Linked DNA regions of Homo sapiens: region 1 is linked to region 2. Evidence: chromatin loops called from intact Hi-C (ENCODE). Cell type or tissue: MCF 10A. All regions are shown on one strand.

Region 1 (8,000 bases), 220 kb before region 2:
CAGATACCCTTGTGGCTCTTGTGTGACCTATGCCCAGTTTATTCCTACCAAGACAGCCACTGTATAGGAGAACGCTGATCAGAACAGAAGTTAGGTTTGGGTATCATCGGAGACAACAAAACAAACAAAATAAAATGAAACAAAACAAAACAAAACATTTGGGATAACAGAAGCAGAGTATCACTTACAGATCCCAGAGGTAAGAGAGCAACATGCCTCACAGGGCCAATGGGAAGGGGGAAAGCATCTGGGACTTGCATATGTGATCAGTGGGTGGGGAGAGGGAGAGAGAAAGAGGGAGAGAGAGAGAGAGGGAGAGAGAGAGGGAGAGGCGGAGAGAGACAGAGAGAGAGAGAGAGAGGGAGGGAGGGAGGGAGGGAGGGAGGCAGAGAGAGAGAGACCTGTTTGCCAAAGTCTTTATTGGGGTCCCAATAAAGTTACCCAAGCAGGTTTTCTGCAGGCAGTTGGAATCGGTGGGTTTACAAAAAGTAGGCACGAGTTTCCTATAGTCACACAGTGACTGAAAGGTGGTCACTGCTGTAAATCTATGCCGTCCACGTGGAGTGCTGGGGTCAGCAGAGCAAGTCAACTAGATTGCATCTAGCTGCTTGATACAAGGAGGAAGGTTGTCACCAGGAGACAGATTCATAAAGTAGATCTCCAGGTCAAGCACCTGAGGAACTAGAGGAGGCAGAGATTGGGACTTGTGTCAACGGTGACAAAGCCCTGCTTCTGATGTGATAAAAAGTCAAGCTTATACTCAAAATGGAGGCTGAGGCTACATAAAATTATAAGAATTCACTAGTTGTGATGATTGTACAACAATGTAGATGTATTTAATGCCACTGAACTGTATACTTAAAATGGTTAAAGTAGTATATTTTATGATATATATCTTATTTAAAAAATAAAGAATAAAGCTATAAAAACAATCTTATGTCTCTATAATTATTATTATTATTAATTTTGTATATTAATTTTTAAAAACATCTCAGAGATGGTAAGTAGCTATTGCAAGATCCTTCAGCTAATATTTGGCTTAACAGGTGTTATCTAACTCCAACATCATATACTTTTAACTACAAATATATATATATATAAATATATATGTGTGTGTAATGTGTGTGTCTATCTACCCTTCTGTCTATCATTAATTATGATGCAAAAACTATTTTCCTACATTTTTTTGCATACCCATAGAGTGTAATTCTTATTCCTAAGGGTTTTATAAATTATTGATAATTTATATAATAAATCAACCTCCATGCAGGTATTCAAGCCCCAAATCTGGGAGTTGTTTATGTTTTCTCTCCTATTTTTACCTATGTATGCAAACCATTATAAAGTATCTTCAGCCCTATCTCCTTAACATTTCTCACATAACTTCATCTCTCCCGTTATCACTATTTCTAGCCTGGTCGAAAATACAATACTGTCCTAGAGACTACTAATAACCTCCTGACATCATTTTATATCCCCCTATAGACCTTCTGCACAGACCATATGACTCCCAAATGTACAAAAGATATCACTCTTGAGCTCAGAAGTGGGCATACTTTTTTTTGCAAAGGACCAAATAGTTAAACACTTTAAGCTGTATAGGCCATCTGGTCTTTGTTGCAAGTACTCAACTGTGCCCAACTAGGATGAAAGCAGCCATAGACAATAGATGAATGTAAACAGATATGTGTAACTTCATTTTGATATAACTTTATTATGAAAGCAGGTTGGTGACAAATTTGGCTCATTCTTAATCTAGTTTAAGATTCACCAATGAATTCCCATTGTCCTTAGAATGAAACACAAGTTCTTAAGCCTGACCCACAAGATTTTACAAGACTTTACACTGCCTATCTCCCCAAATTCTTCTTCCATCCACTTCATATTCTGGGCACATACATATTTCTCTTTTTCTTCCCAATTGTTTGAACAGGAGCTTATTGTCAACATAAAGCCTACATATCAGTTCGTTACTCTGAATGGGATGGTCTTCTCCCAGATTTTTTGAACAGCTGGCTTCTCCTCAACACAACTTTTGTCAAATACTATCTTTGAACAAAAGGCTTTCCTAGACCACCCAATCCAAAAATTTTCAGCTCTATTACTCTCTATCTAAATGACCCTACTTAAATAACATTTGCATTTATTTGAAATGATTCAGTTTCTATGTTTATTGTCCAGGTTTAATATTCACACCTATCTCACCTCCTTATTAGACTGCAAGCCTCAAGAGACAGGATCTAGACCTTAATCTACTGCCTGCTATATTATCCATTCCTAGCAAGTTCCTGTCACATAGCAAGTGCTTGCTAAATTGTTGATAAGAGAAAAAAATGAAAGATATATTTATGAAGAGGTTTGTATATTTCCATTGTGTTTTTGATATAGAATAGTCCATTAATACCATAATTTAATATGTCCCATAGCTAAATTCCCAGAGATCATCTCTACTCGCATCTAATAATCACAACAAGCAAATCTTATATTTTGTATTTAATTATAAGCACAAAACTAATTTGTTTTAATATATCACAAAACGACTATATAATATGAAATTAAATTTTAGTGCTATCATTACTCATCTCATAAAATCTTTTGATGGTTCCTAAATATTTTAGCTTAAAAATATTGTGCTTTTATGATGTTACAAATAAACAATGAAAAATCTTACACAGTACACAGACATGATATAACCATTTATACTGTTTTATATCTTAAAGATCGATGTATATGTTACTAACATTTTTGGTCTTTGTTGCAGTTGATCATATTCTTTTAAATATAACAGTTATCCTGTCTTTATATTTACATTTATTTCATTTTTAAAGTAGGGACCTTTCTATCCAAATGTCACTTGTGCAATATAAACACATCTCCCATTCACAGATTTTAATTTATAGCTATCAAAATAAGCACTAAATATTACCTGTTTGCTTATAAATTCTGACTTCAGAATTAAAAAAAAAAATCAATTCTTTTTAGTTCTCTGTTTTTACCAATAGGTGGCAATGAGTATTCCTCCTACATTTTCTTTATCATAGTTGGAGACCATTGTAAGTAATGGTTGTAACAGTGCAAAATTTTACTAACAAATAGTTACAGCAGGGGACGAGGGGAATACAATCTAAAAGGCAACTCATTCTTACTGTCTAACAACTCTAATTGTTTAAATTTTTCTTTATATATTAAGCTAAAATCATCAAATGATATTTCTGTATTAATCTCAGGTCTATCTTGTGAGGCCATGCAGAAAAATTCTATGACCATTCTATATAGAAGCCCTGTAGATATCAAAGTGTTATTTTTCACACATGGCATCACAAATGTCAACCATTTTACATGAGACATGTCTTCAGATGCTATGTTCTGCTTGACCTTCTTTGACATGTTTCAATTAGTTTCTGTCCTTGTTAATATATGGCACCCAGACTTGATTACAATGTACAATCTAGCCAATGACAAATTCATGAGACTATTATCCAACTTTTTATGTATACTATATTCCTATTAATATACCTCAAAACTTTATTATCTTCTTTTGTCAAGCATGTCACACTGTGGCTTTTATAAGGCATTTATTTTTTATAAGATCATCAGTCTTATTCCTATCTTCTGTTTTGAAACCAACTTCAGATCTGTTCATTATCCCCAGTTAAATTTTAATAATCATTCATGTTTTAATTATTCCAAGTAATTGATTAAACAATTTTAAGAGTTTTTAATTGAATCTAAAATCAATCTCTGCAATTCCAAGGTCTCAACCAGACATTTTATTTTTTACTGTTTTACAACTTCCACAACAGAACTATGTGAATTCACTTGGAACCATGTGAATGGCACAAATCAAAATTTTGGTAACCAGAGATCTCAGGTTTGACTGAGGCATCTCTGCAATTTAATACCCCTGAGTTAGATACTAGACTTTCATTGTGGACCTGTGTTATATGTAATTCTCACTACATAACACAAATTTCATAAAAACCCACTTTGCCATCAGCCAATAGCATAATCTTTAGACCACAATTTTGACCAAGACAGTCTCTCCAGTTAGCAGTATCTGGATCAACTTCATTGCTAAAATCACATAACCAACTAAAGCTTTCTGAAGAGTCTTTTAGATATTACTTTTTACAACCACTTCAATGGCCCACAAAGAGTCAATATTTCTCAGTTTCAATCTCTTGTTTTAGCTATGGCCCTATTATAGTTCCTATTATTTAGAGCATAAATCATGGAGGAAATATCTCACAGCAAAATAAGCTCCCATCAGTTTCGTGCCTCATGTTTACAAAGGCGTCATTGCCTAATTACAGCTGTATTGGTCCATGAGCCACGGCTTAGAATTATTCAGTATGAGGCAGTAACAGAGGCTTTGATGTAGAGCCCTTAACGCAAGACAATGCAAATGACATTTACTAGCAATTTTTTCCCCCATTAATGAACAAACAGTACTTCAGGGAGTGTAAAGGCAAGAGGCATATAATTTCTGAACTATTTAAATTGCTAATTAGATCTGTACAGGAGGTGTATTCCTAATGCAGACAATTACAACGGCTCCTAAGTGTTTGCCTTACAGTTGCTAATTACTACAGAAGCCAATTAATTGCTGTTGACTTTTTGTATTCTTTTGCATATCGCCAGTTAATATTTACATTTATAATGAAGACAAAATTGGCAAACACTGTGTCATTTTGTAATGAACAATTCCAGTGTCTAAACAATGAACACATTATCCTCATTTGTGCCTGAAGAGTGCAGCTGATTAGCATATGTTCTGTGCATGCTAGAACATTGCTCTTTCTTCTCAAGAGTAAAAACATCACTTAGGTGCAGGACGTGCAGGTGCAATGTCTCCAGGGCTCTTGGAATTGGTTTCCACCATATGCCATATAGCAGGGAACAAAACAGCAGGTATAAAAAAGATGGGATTGAAATGATCTGAGCTTCTCCATGTAGCAGAAGAATTAAGAGAATGCTGTGGACGATTGCAAATTTTTTGACAACTCAGTATCTCTGCTGTTTATCTATGCTGGAGTAACTTCGCATATTATGAAGATATCCCTCTATAGATGCTGAGAAGGCCAAATACCACATTTTCTAGCCTCCTTCATGACTGAAATTGGGCATTTGTTAAGTTGTATCAATTAAATGCACATTTCCAAATTTGTAACCAGGATCCAACAGGGAAAAGAAACAAGGAACACAATGGATTGTTCTAGTCATGGTGGTGGTTAATAAGGATGATGATAGTGGTACTAAGCATAACATCCAGTGTTTAATGCTCAAGGTGTCAACAAAAAAACCAATAGCAAATAGCATTTGGTTGTGCACATGGAGTATGTTCAGGTATATTTCTTTTCCTGGCTTTGTATCCCTGTGGCGAGTCCTCCAACCCTCCTGGTGATTCTGAGAGCAATTCAGTCATTTTTAACTGTTTTTTCCTGTCAAAATCAGCCAGTTTTTTTTTTATTGGCTACTAACAACAGTTGTAGGTGTTTTGCAAGTTTGACAAGGGGAAGAGGATGTATCCATGGCCCAGAGTGCCATATTTTATGTATTATTTGATTTATTTTATCAAATAATTTATTCAGATGCCTTCTATTGAGATCTAAAGGAAATGCAAATGAATCAACTTCTAGTTTCACATTACCACAACAAGCAAACAAACAAAACATAGAAACACATATGTAGTTAGACGCCAACTTTCGTCTTTGTTTTTACCTGCCAAAGGGAGTAAGTTGGAAATAATTCTTTTCTTAACCAGCATATTTGTCAGAGTGTGTATTGCAAACAGCGGGGGCCTGAAGTGATTTTGTCAACCAGTTTTCCAACAGTGAAAACATAACTTTCATTTGCAACAACCTCTGGGCACTGCAAACAGAAGAGAGGTGGAAAATGACTTGAACGGGCAAAACTTCTCACTGCCTCATCTAGGGTAGACATGCTATTCTATTATCCCACACTTCATTATTTCTCCTATAACACTGCAGTCAGGTATTAGAGAAAAGACAGAGTTAGAAAACAAGGATAAATAAATACAAAGTGAACAATTTAACTTCCACAAGTTAAAAGCCCCAAATAGACAAGAATATTAAAAAGAAGAAGGGTCTATATGTATATTAGAGACACTCAAATAAGTGATGTGATAAATGTTTAATAGCTTGACCTCCAAAAGAATATAAAAAGTAAAAAACCGTGATTGGTGCCATTGTCCTTTCCTTAATGTAAATACCACCATGGCCACCTTCAACATACTAATGGGACTTCACTGAATACAGAGCTGGGAGGAGATGTTATGCAGCATATTACATAATATTTCCTCCATTCAGATGTAAACATAAATTATGTGTGCAGATAGAGATGACCCCAAAAGCACAGACAATAGTAAAATGTAGTGAATTAGTAAGCAATACATTTTGAGAATTTATTGTTTTAATATAACTTATTTGCTTGTAAGTTTATATAATTTAAATTTTAAAAGAACTGTTTCTCAAAATTTATGAAAACTTTAGCAATTGCTTTTTCAAGGGAGCTGCTGTGAACTGGCATTAGCACACCACTGTAAAAAGCCTTGTGTAATTAGCTGAGGCTAGGTGCTACTCCTTGCTCATTAGAATTAAGTTTTATCAATTAATAGCAAAGGTTTCAAAATTTACTTTGCTGGTAATCCTCAAATGAAATCAACTTGAATGAATTTTGGCTAACTTGACAGTCATTGTTCTCTGGCCTTTGAAAAATGCTTTTAGGGGGACAATCATAATACTGCTACTACTACTAATAATATATGACCCAATCATTATTACTTAACTATGGCTTTAGAATCAACTGTAATGAAGTCATCAAAGGTGGATATTACGTTATTTCCCAGGGCATTTTCATTCTGATGCAAAAAAACATAGAAGTAGCCCTTAGCTTATCATCATTCTCATTGAGATTTGAAACATCATGCGCTCAAAATCATTAGATTCCTAATGAAAATAAGACACTATGACTACGTCCTCCATGCCTATATCATTGGCTGAATGATCTGACACTGATTAAAATGTCCATAAGCCATCAAAATAATGCAGTATTCAGCCTGAGAATAATGCAAGGGGAGCAGAGGGAGACAGAGGTCAATCTGTAGCCTTTGATATTCAGCTCTATCTAAACACTTATCACATCTCTGTGTGTATCCACATGGGTGCATAAGCATGTGTATATAAGTGTATGTATGTGTTTTCTATTTGTATTTTTCAAGCAAAGAAATGGAGGTTTTTAATATTAGTTGAGGCTACTTGTTTACTTTCAAAGTTGTTTGTATATTTTTCAAGATATTTTTGTCTAAAGACGATTTGTTTGTTAAAGCTTTGTTTACACAGACAACTTGGCTTAACTTGATTGTATAGGTCTTGATAAATATTTTAATTTTCTAATATGAACAATAATTAAAAGCAAGAGAGTCCAGGCATTAACATCTTGTGAAGGACAAGAAAAATCATGAAACATTTTAAGAATCTTTATCTGTGGTACATGGAGTGAACATATGCCAGATGAGAAAGCCTACTGTGTATTAGTAGAGTGAAAGCAAGAATGTTTGGCCTCTGAGTTAGCAAGAATGTTTGGCCTCTGAGTTAAGCAAAAACAGTCTCAGAAACACTTACAGATTATTTTGATTCTCCAAGTTGCCAGTTTTGCTTATCGTACTTGAATTTCTCCCTTTCTCCACTTCTTTACATGTCTAATTTCATGCATTAATTGCTTTGAAAGTTCTCAGAAAGTTATAACGTTAACCTCATGTTATTCTTGTCGTTTCCAGATTGCAAAGCCAGAGCTTCCTAAAAACAATTTCTCCTCTGATGAGGCCACACATGTGTCTCGCCTCTGACGTTTCACTGATGCAAGGACACCGTGATAAATCAACTTCCCATGTAATTACAGAACCTAAATGTATAACATCCATCAAATAACTGTTTCTGTTTTCTCTCCGTTCTTTTGGCCCTTCCTTCTCAGGAATTAGA
Region 2 (8,000 bases):
AGAAGAGGCTAACAATTAAACAGCAGAGAAGAAAATTCAAGAAGGTAAAAGATTTTAAGCAATGGCGCTAAGTCAAGAAAAAAGAAAAATATGTTTTTAATGAATGAAATGATCAAAAACCACAGTAAAGTTAGGGGGACAGTTGTACAGAGTGAGTCTTAATGACCTTCTAGACTTTTTAAAATAATTCTGATTTTACGCCAACTACAGTGGGAGCGACTGATTAGTTTTATTTTTTTAAAAAAATCACTTTTGTTGCTAAATGGCAAGTAACTTAGAGAGTCAAAAGAGGGAAGAAAGACGACTTTATCTGAAGATTAGCAAAGAGCCAGGGAAGAGATGCTGACCACCTGGACTAGGCAGAGGGCAGATTAAAAATGTATTATCATAATTTGAGGAAGATTTGAATATGGAGGGTGGGAACAATGGAAATTCAAGGTTGTTCTGGATCGAATGACCATTATTAGATAAGATAAATGTAAGTAATGCTACATTCACAAATAACTATGGAAACCACATAGCCTCAATCTACAAAGTTTTTTTCTTGCTTATGTTACTTGTCCATTCATGGATAGGCAGGGGCACTCTGTTCATCACTGTCACTCAGAAATTCCGGCTGATGGAGAAAGCCTTCCTCCTGAACATCAAAGGCCATAGTGCTAGAGAAAAAAGAGCTTTTCAGTGTCTCATATTAGCTACTAAATACCATAGCCTGGAGGTGACCTATATCATTTCCAGGCATAACTCATTGGCCCAAACTAACTACATAGAACCTTCAGACACAAGAGTGCCAGAGAATGCAACCCTACATATGCTTGGAAGGCAGAGAGCTGGAAAATATTTGATGACTATATTAATCATTAATTCCATGTCTCCTCTTTGTAAGACCCTATTTTTATTTTTAAGAAAAACTTGGGAAATTTTTGAAAGCTGTGGCCACACTGTTCAGATGACATGAGTGCTTTCGACATAGAGTTTCTGGACTATAAATAATTTCATGTCCAGGAGGCCCACTTCTTAGGACAGCTGTCTTGTGGTGATGTCCCCAAGGCATGCTGGAGACCTACCTTAGACACAATTCACAGGCAGATTATCATCTCTGCTATTATCTGTGTTATGATAGACGTGGTGAAGAATGGGGATAGATCTTGGAATTATTGGCAACTGACCCTTTGTAAAATAATTATACAAATTGCCTTTTCCAATTTTTCTCCATTTATGAGAATCAATTCTCATTTTAACTCAAATCCTTTGATAAGCACTCTTACAATATTACACATTCAAGGATATCTTCTCTGTAGCAGGAAGGACTGTAACTTTCTTAAGACAGAGGCCAGATTCATCTTGTTCATCACTGCATTTACTTACTTACAGGACAGTGCCTGACAAAAAGTAGTCTATTGTTCATAAATATCAAAAAGAATATTTTAGTATACATCATATATATGAATGTGGAATATGATGCTATCTTCTGTAATAAAGTCTATATTTGTAATGTTTTATATGCAATATAATGGCATGCAAATTTATATATGAAATATATGTTTTTTTTTATAAAGAGTTGGGTGTCTACTATATGTAAGGCATGGTGTTAGGTAAGTTAGCTTTATCTTATTTATTTCTCACTACAATGAGAAGTTCTTAGTATTTTGTTCACACTTTACAGATGAGAAAACTAAAGTTTCAACCTACTCCTAGCATTGTCAGAGGATGTGTGTTGTGGCATGTTTCCTGGACTTTGTTCCAATGTTGTATTTCCCATACAGAAGATAACAGTGGCATGATGTGTTATGAGAAGCCAGTGGCCAAAGCACTTCCTGGATCATCATGAATTTTGCCTAAAATATGTTTTATAAAAAAGTTGTATAAAATATAAAATATTTAAATTTTCAAAAGAAAATAACAAAAAAATTTTAAACACTTTTAACAAATTTGTTTACTCTTTGTTGTGTCAATTGCTTATATCTTTACTATAACGTGTATATCAGATAAGAATTTAATTCAACTGCAGTAAAGGAAAAATAAAATATCAGTGGTTCATGTAAGGCAGGGGCAAGGGTTTTACTATCACGTGATGAGAAGTCTAGAGTGGGTTAGGTAGCGTAGTGCTGGCATGAGACTACGATATCACCAAGAACATGACTCTTTCTATCACAGTGCTTAGCCATCCCACCCATATGCTTGTAACCTCACTGTCACAAAATTCTTCATCAGTCATTCTATGTTCCAGAAATAGGGGAGACTGGAAAAGACAAAAAGCTAAGAAACAATCTATCCAAATTTGGCCCATTTTAGATGATTTCTTGGAAGCATTAATGAAAAACTTTCTCTTAAATCTATTGGTCAGAATTGTTTCACACGGGAAAACTTAGATCCAAGGAAAGTTGTAGAAACAGACTTTTAGGGCCGGGCACAGTGGCTCACGCCTGTAATCCCAGCACTTTGGGAGGCTGAGGCAGGTGAATCACCTGAGGTCAGGAGTTTGAGACCAACCTGTCCAGCATGGTGAAACCCTGTCTCTACTAAAAATACAACAGTTAGCTGGGTGTAGTGGCGGGTTCCTGTAATCCCAGCTACTCAGGAGGCTGAGGCAGGAGAATCGCTCGAACTCAGGAGGCGGAGGTTGCAGTGAGCCGAGATGCCATTGCACTCCAGCCTGGGTAACAAGAGCAGAACTCCGTTTAAAAAGAAAGAAAGAAAGAAAAAGAAATAGACTTTTAGCTGGGCAATTGACACATTCAATTAAATTAGGATTATGTTAGTAAGAAGTAAGAAATGGGTATACTGAGTTGGTAACAATTACCCACTCAAATCTTAATCTGAATCAGCCTCTACCACGCCTTGTAGACATGTCTATTGGTCATCACTGAGTGGCTACCCTAAGAATTAGGCTACCTGGAAATGAAGTGGGTTTAAGGTTAAAGGTTTGAGAAGGATTGCTCTAATTCTTAGCAATATACGCCATCTGGATGACCCTTCCCCTTGCAAAATCTATTAACTGCTGCTTTAACCTGCAAGCAGACTACTAATTTATCCCTCCATAGCTTGAAATGAGGTGATATATGTCTGAAATCATTACAGATAGTCAAGCTGGGAGCTCTCCATCTTTCTGTTGACTTTGTGAATGTTCTCTATTTGTTGTTGGAACATTTACAGTGAAAGTTGTTCTCTTAATTTCTGAGAATTTGGATGAAATAATTTAACTGTTGAGTGGCTTTACCTGGACCATGAAAATATCAAATGCAATTTAGTCAAGAGAACTCTACTATGTACAAATGGCATCAGAGGAAGCTGAAATTGACTTGATTTTGCTGTTCTGATGTGCAAGCAGCAGTGGCTTTAGAACTACCTTCTTTTCCCCCTAGAAAATTAAAACCTCTGAACCAAGACTGATGGGACTGTCCTGTCCCCAGAGCTTTTTAAAATTATTATTTAATCATACTGTGATCACAGGTGAACCAGGCCCTGCTGGTAATAGGGGAGGACAGCACCTTGCTTTAGAAATTCCCTCATTTACTTCAAACAGAAGGGATACTTCACAATATAGAAATGCCAAGATTCAAAGACTCAACTCCAAATGTTGTGCTGTTCTTAGGCCTAGCTATTTTAGGGGAAAACTAAGTATATTCTTCATTGTGGAGGCAGGATTTAGTTATTTTCTACATTACACTTCCATGATAATCTATTGTTTCCAATTTACCCAAATCCCTCCAGAAAACCTAGAATGTGAAGGGCACAGGCAACATGCAGAGTCAAAAGTAGTTAGACAAAATCCATTATGAAGCTGAAAACTCCGTAATTAACAATGTAATACTTCATCTTTCACAGAAACACAGATAATTAAAATGGACCAACCACTAACAACTCAAAAGAGCAAACAAGGCAAAGACAGCCTCACAGTGCCCCCTAGCAAACAACAAAATTCCTCTCCAGGACATTGCTTCTTTGTTATTATAAATCTGACTCAAACTATTTTGAAGCCACAGCCCAGACATTTCGTAGTCCTAATCACTATTGAAGCAATTTGACATATTATGGAAAAATATGCTGTTATCTATTTAATACTAGACAAGCCAACCAGAATAAGATTCTTTGATTGCAATCTGCCATAATTCACTCATATGACTGACTTATTTCTTACTGTTCTCTCTTTCTTCCTTTCCTCCTTTTAAAAAATTTTACTTAACCTGTAATGTAGAACCTAAAAATATTAAAAGTAAAAACAAAGCTAATAAGACCCATAGCTGATTTCTCTTTTCCAGAAATTTACATGTTAATCTAAATCATCACTGAGTTCTGCCAAGCAGACTGTTTTTGTACAAGACTAGCTGAATTTTACAGTCTATTTATTTTACGCTTTTTAATTAAATGGCCTCTACCTAGTGCCTGGTCCCTGTTCCACTGTCTTACATATCTGCTCACATTTTCCTTCTGATTAAGAATGAGAAATAGTTGCCAGGAGTGAAGTGGAAATATGTGAAAATCACAACAATGCATAGCAATTTTATTTTTCAACTTGGATATTTCCTGAGCATCTCATTCAGGTCAGCCGAGTTTTTAAATGCTGTGAGTGATTACTAATTCCAGTTGGATTTTCCTACAAAGCTGAAGGTGATGAGAGAGGGAGACATTCTGTGACAACCAGAGATAGAAGCATAAAACAATAATGTTCAATTTTGAGAAAGTCAACAGAAATGTTAAAAATTAGCTAACTCTTCCAGGTGTTATGGAAAATTGTAGAGTGGAAATAATAGGTAGATGACATTTGATTAAATATTTAATTAAGCTAAATACACACAAGGTTCTTAATTTTGAATGTGCTCTGTACAATGGTGTTCCACCAAAGTGAAGTAGAGAAACAATTTTCAACAACTTTCTTTTGATTATATTTCATTGTGACTTGGTCATACCAACCATGTCATCCAATATTACCTTCAAACCAAGCCACATTTCCTGCTAATGTTCTACTTGTTAGACCCAGTTTTGCAGATTGAAGGATGCTTAGTATACAAATTTCCCTTGCTTGTTCAGAATATTGACTTACTAGCATTTTGTCTTCTCGATTAATTTAAAAGGCTTTGGAGAGGTTTACCCATTGGCACTCAGGGACTAACAATTGCATTAGAGGCTACTCTTGCCAATTCTGATGCTCAAGAAGAAAATATAAAGCAATGGTGCTTTTCTGAGCAATGCCAACTCTGGAAGAACAGGATAGGGGAACATTCATGATTAGAGAGTGAAGCTCAGTGCATATGGATTGTAGGAAACTCCTGAGGGGAGACCCAGCACCTTGACCCAGCAGGCTTGAATGCAGAAAATTCATTTACAAAAACGAATTAGTATGCCCATTTCCACTGACTCAGCAAGCTAAATAATTCTGCAATCCCAAGTCACTAAAAAATGGAGAAAAGAGATGCAATGGAAAAGATATTTTAAAAGATTTCAAAATAAAAACTTTTTCATACACATCTGAAAGCATATTAACTCCAAGTAGAGAAAGATGTTCCTCTGGGACTCAGAGTTTCTTGTCCTGCATGTCACATATGTCAGTAATATTTTTATTACTTTTGCCAGGCTATGACTCCTCCAAGATAGTATCTGAATTGTAGTCCAATTTTTATAGCAAGTGTATTAGTTGGCAGAATTAACTGACACACCATTATTTAGTAAATTGGATTGAACTACGTTAATATTGGTAAGTGTTACTATCCAATCAGTCAGCAAGGACTTGGAGCTTGTAGTAGGCAAAACAAAGAAACTTGCTATTACTGTGACTAGGTTGTTTTTTTTTTTTTTAAATAAGCTGGTTGTCTAGTTTTTAATTAAAGCTGATATTGGCATTTTCTAAGCATATTAATGAACTGTTAACTGATTCCACATTTCTCCTCAACTCCAAAGGGAACTGCGTACCCATTATATAGTCATCTTCAACATTCCAGTACCCTCCTTTCCCATAGCATAAAATAAGCTATCCCCACAGAGACCATTTGTGAATATACTTTGTTTTCATAGCTCATCTATCTTGCAAGTCAATGTAATGGGTGCTGTATTTTAGAGAGGCATTGACCTCTAAATGTTTCCGGAGCACTAGACACTCAGCAGCCATTTTCTTGGTGCTGTAGCATGTGATGCACTAAAAGAAAAAAAAAATAATTGCAAGGTCAAATCGTATTCAAACAAACAAGACTAGGAACACAAAGTAACTAAAGGCACTTAACAAAAGAATTAAGAAGAAATCTTGTGAGGTAGATGAAGTGCTCTGTGTCATGATTAAGAGGTGAATTCAAAGTGGACCCCTGAATCAGGATAGACAGGATTTAAATTAGGCTCTTTGTGTACTGATGTGCAGGTCCTCTCCCGCGTGGCTGCTACTCTGAATGACAGGTCAGAAATAGGCTGGATTGACCGAAGCCAGCCATGAACCACTTGGAGTGAGAACAAAGAGAAAGAAAATAGAAATGATGCAGAAATGCTGTCAGTGTAATTGGTAAAACCTTGAAAGAGAAGAGCCACTGCACAAATGTAATAATACAAAGAAACAGTTTCCTCTGATAATGCATTGCCCCAAAGTAAACAATGCTATGGAGTGGAACACAGTCCATCCATAAGCCCTAGTGATCAAAAGCATCAGTAGCAGTCCTTGGAATACAGGAAAGTTATGTGGCTTGTCACAGTCAGCCTCTCCTCACTCCCCCGTTATATATGGTGTGTGCATATGTGCTCACTTACACACACACACACACACACACACACACAGACACACAGATACTTTCAGGGCTGGTTTGTTATAAATTAAAATACATAATGTTTAGTTAAGATCATTTACAAATTCAACTAATATGTTCAGCAAATTCTTTAAAATCTGGACAATGTATAACCAGATTACAGATGGATAATCTGGATGGGTGGCATACATTCAAACCCTGTACCAAATTCTTTACCCACTTTATTGTGATACAACAAAATTCTTCTACTTTTAAAATTTCATTTACAAAAAATAAAAATATGAAGCAGCATCATTTTCTTAAGCACATGAAACGTATTTTTTCTCAAAATCAGGCGTAGCATAAACATGATCTACATTTATATTAGTAGATAAAAATATTACTCCTGGGAGTAGTTTATGTTTATTTTTAAATTTATTTTTTATTTTATATTACAGCAATCATGCGCATAATTTCCATGTATTTTCTAAAAGTTTATAACATAAATAGTACCCCCCTACTTTTTTTCTGTTCATCAAACTCCTCCTCCCCAAAAATGTTTTAATTCTTTTTGCTGTTTATTTTTATATCTATCTCAATATTTTAAAATAATTGGCTAATTGGCTATTATTATTGGCTAATAATTACTATTTCTTCCATCATCAATTTTAGATATTAGTTTATTTTTATTACAGTAATTAAATCCACCGTGCCTCAGACACACACATGCACGTGTACATGTACACACACACACACATACACACACACACACACACACAGTTTCCTTCACCGCATCCTCTCAATGTAGTTATAATGTTATTTTTTAAATGAAAGTCAGGGTTTATACTATTTAATATAACTTGGAATGACTGAATTCCTTCTTGCTTACATTTTCTCCACATATAAGAAAAGCAATTAAGAATTGCCTTTTTTCCATTATTTTCCCAGTTTTCTTTGGAGTCATTAATTTTTTAAGAATGTTCCAACAGATCTTTCAATAAATTTGGTAAATTTATCAATTTGCCTATTAGCAAATTATCCACTTGACCAGACAGAATTCCTTGTGTGCATGATTGTTGTAGGAAGACCTTCGCACTGTGGCTCTCCATCCTCTTGCTCACTGACTCCTTCCTAGGTATCTGGCATCCTGTACAGTAGTCAGACTGGAGCTCCATTGCTTATTTTTTGGATCCTCATTTTGTTGGCTCTCATGTTCTTGTTTTTTGTTTCCTCCCTTGTTTTGCTGAGATGTATCCTATGGTAGCTTTCAAAAAGGAAGGTGAAGAGAGGCAAATT

The links. Peaks named below come from ENCODE experiments on the same cell type or tissue, not always from the same donor. Only the 100,000 strongest peaks of a DNase experiment are listed, where the experiment ranks them.
Region 1: a loop joins it to region 2, with 15 times the contacts of the local background. A loop is called at or near these places in 3 of 110 quality-filtered maps.

The regions. Positions count from the first base shown.
Region 1 is chr9:80,504,604-80,512,603 of GRCh38, reverse strand. No RefSeq gene overlaps it. Among named protein-coding and RNA genes, the nearest start is that of LINC01507, 680 kb to the right of the region's middle. In MCF 10A, a CTCF peak has its summit at 3,040 (motif pointing right); no DNase peak of the experiment used is centred here.
Region 2 is chr9:80,281,437-80,289,436 of GRCh38, reverse strand. No RefSeq gene overlaps it. Among named protein-coding and RNA genes, the nearest start is that of LINC01507, 460 kb to the right of the region's middle. In MCF 10A, no CTCF peak of the experiment used is centred here; a DNase peak (open chromatin) is centred at 3,916.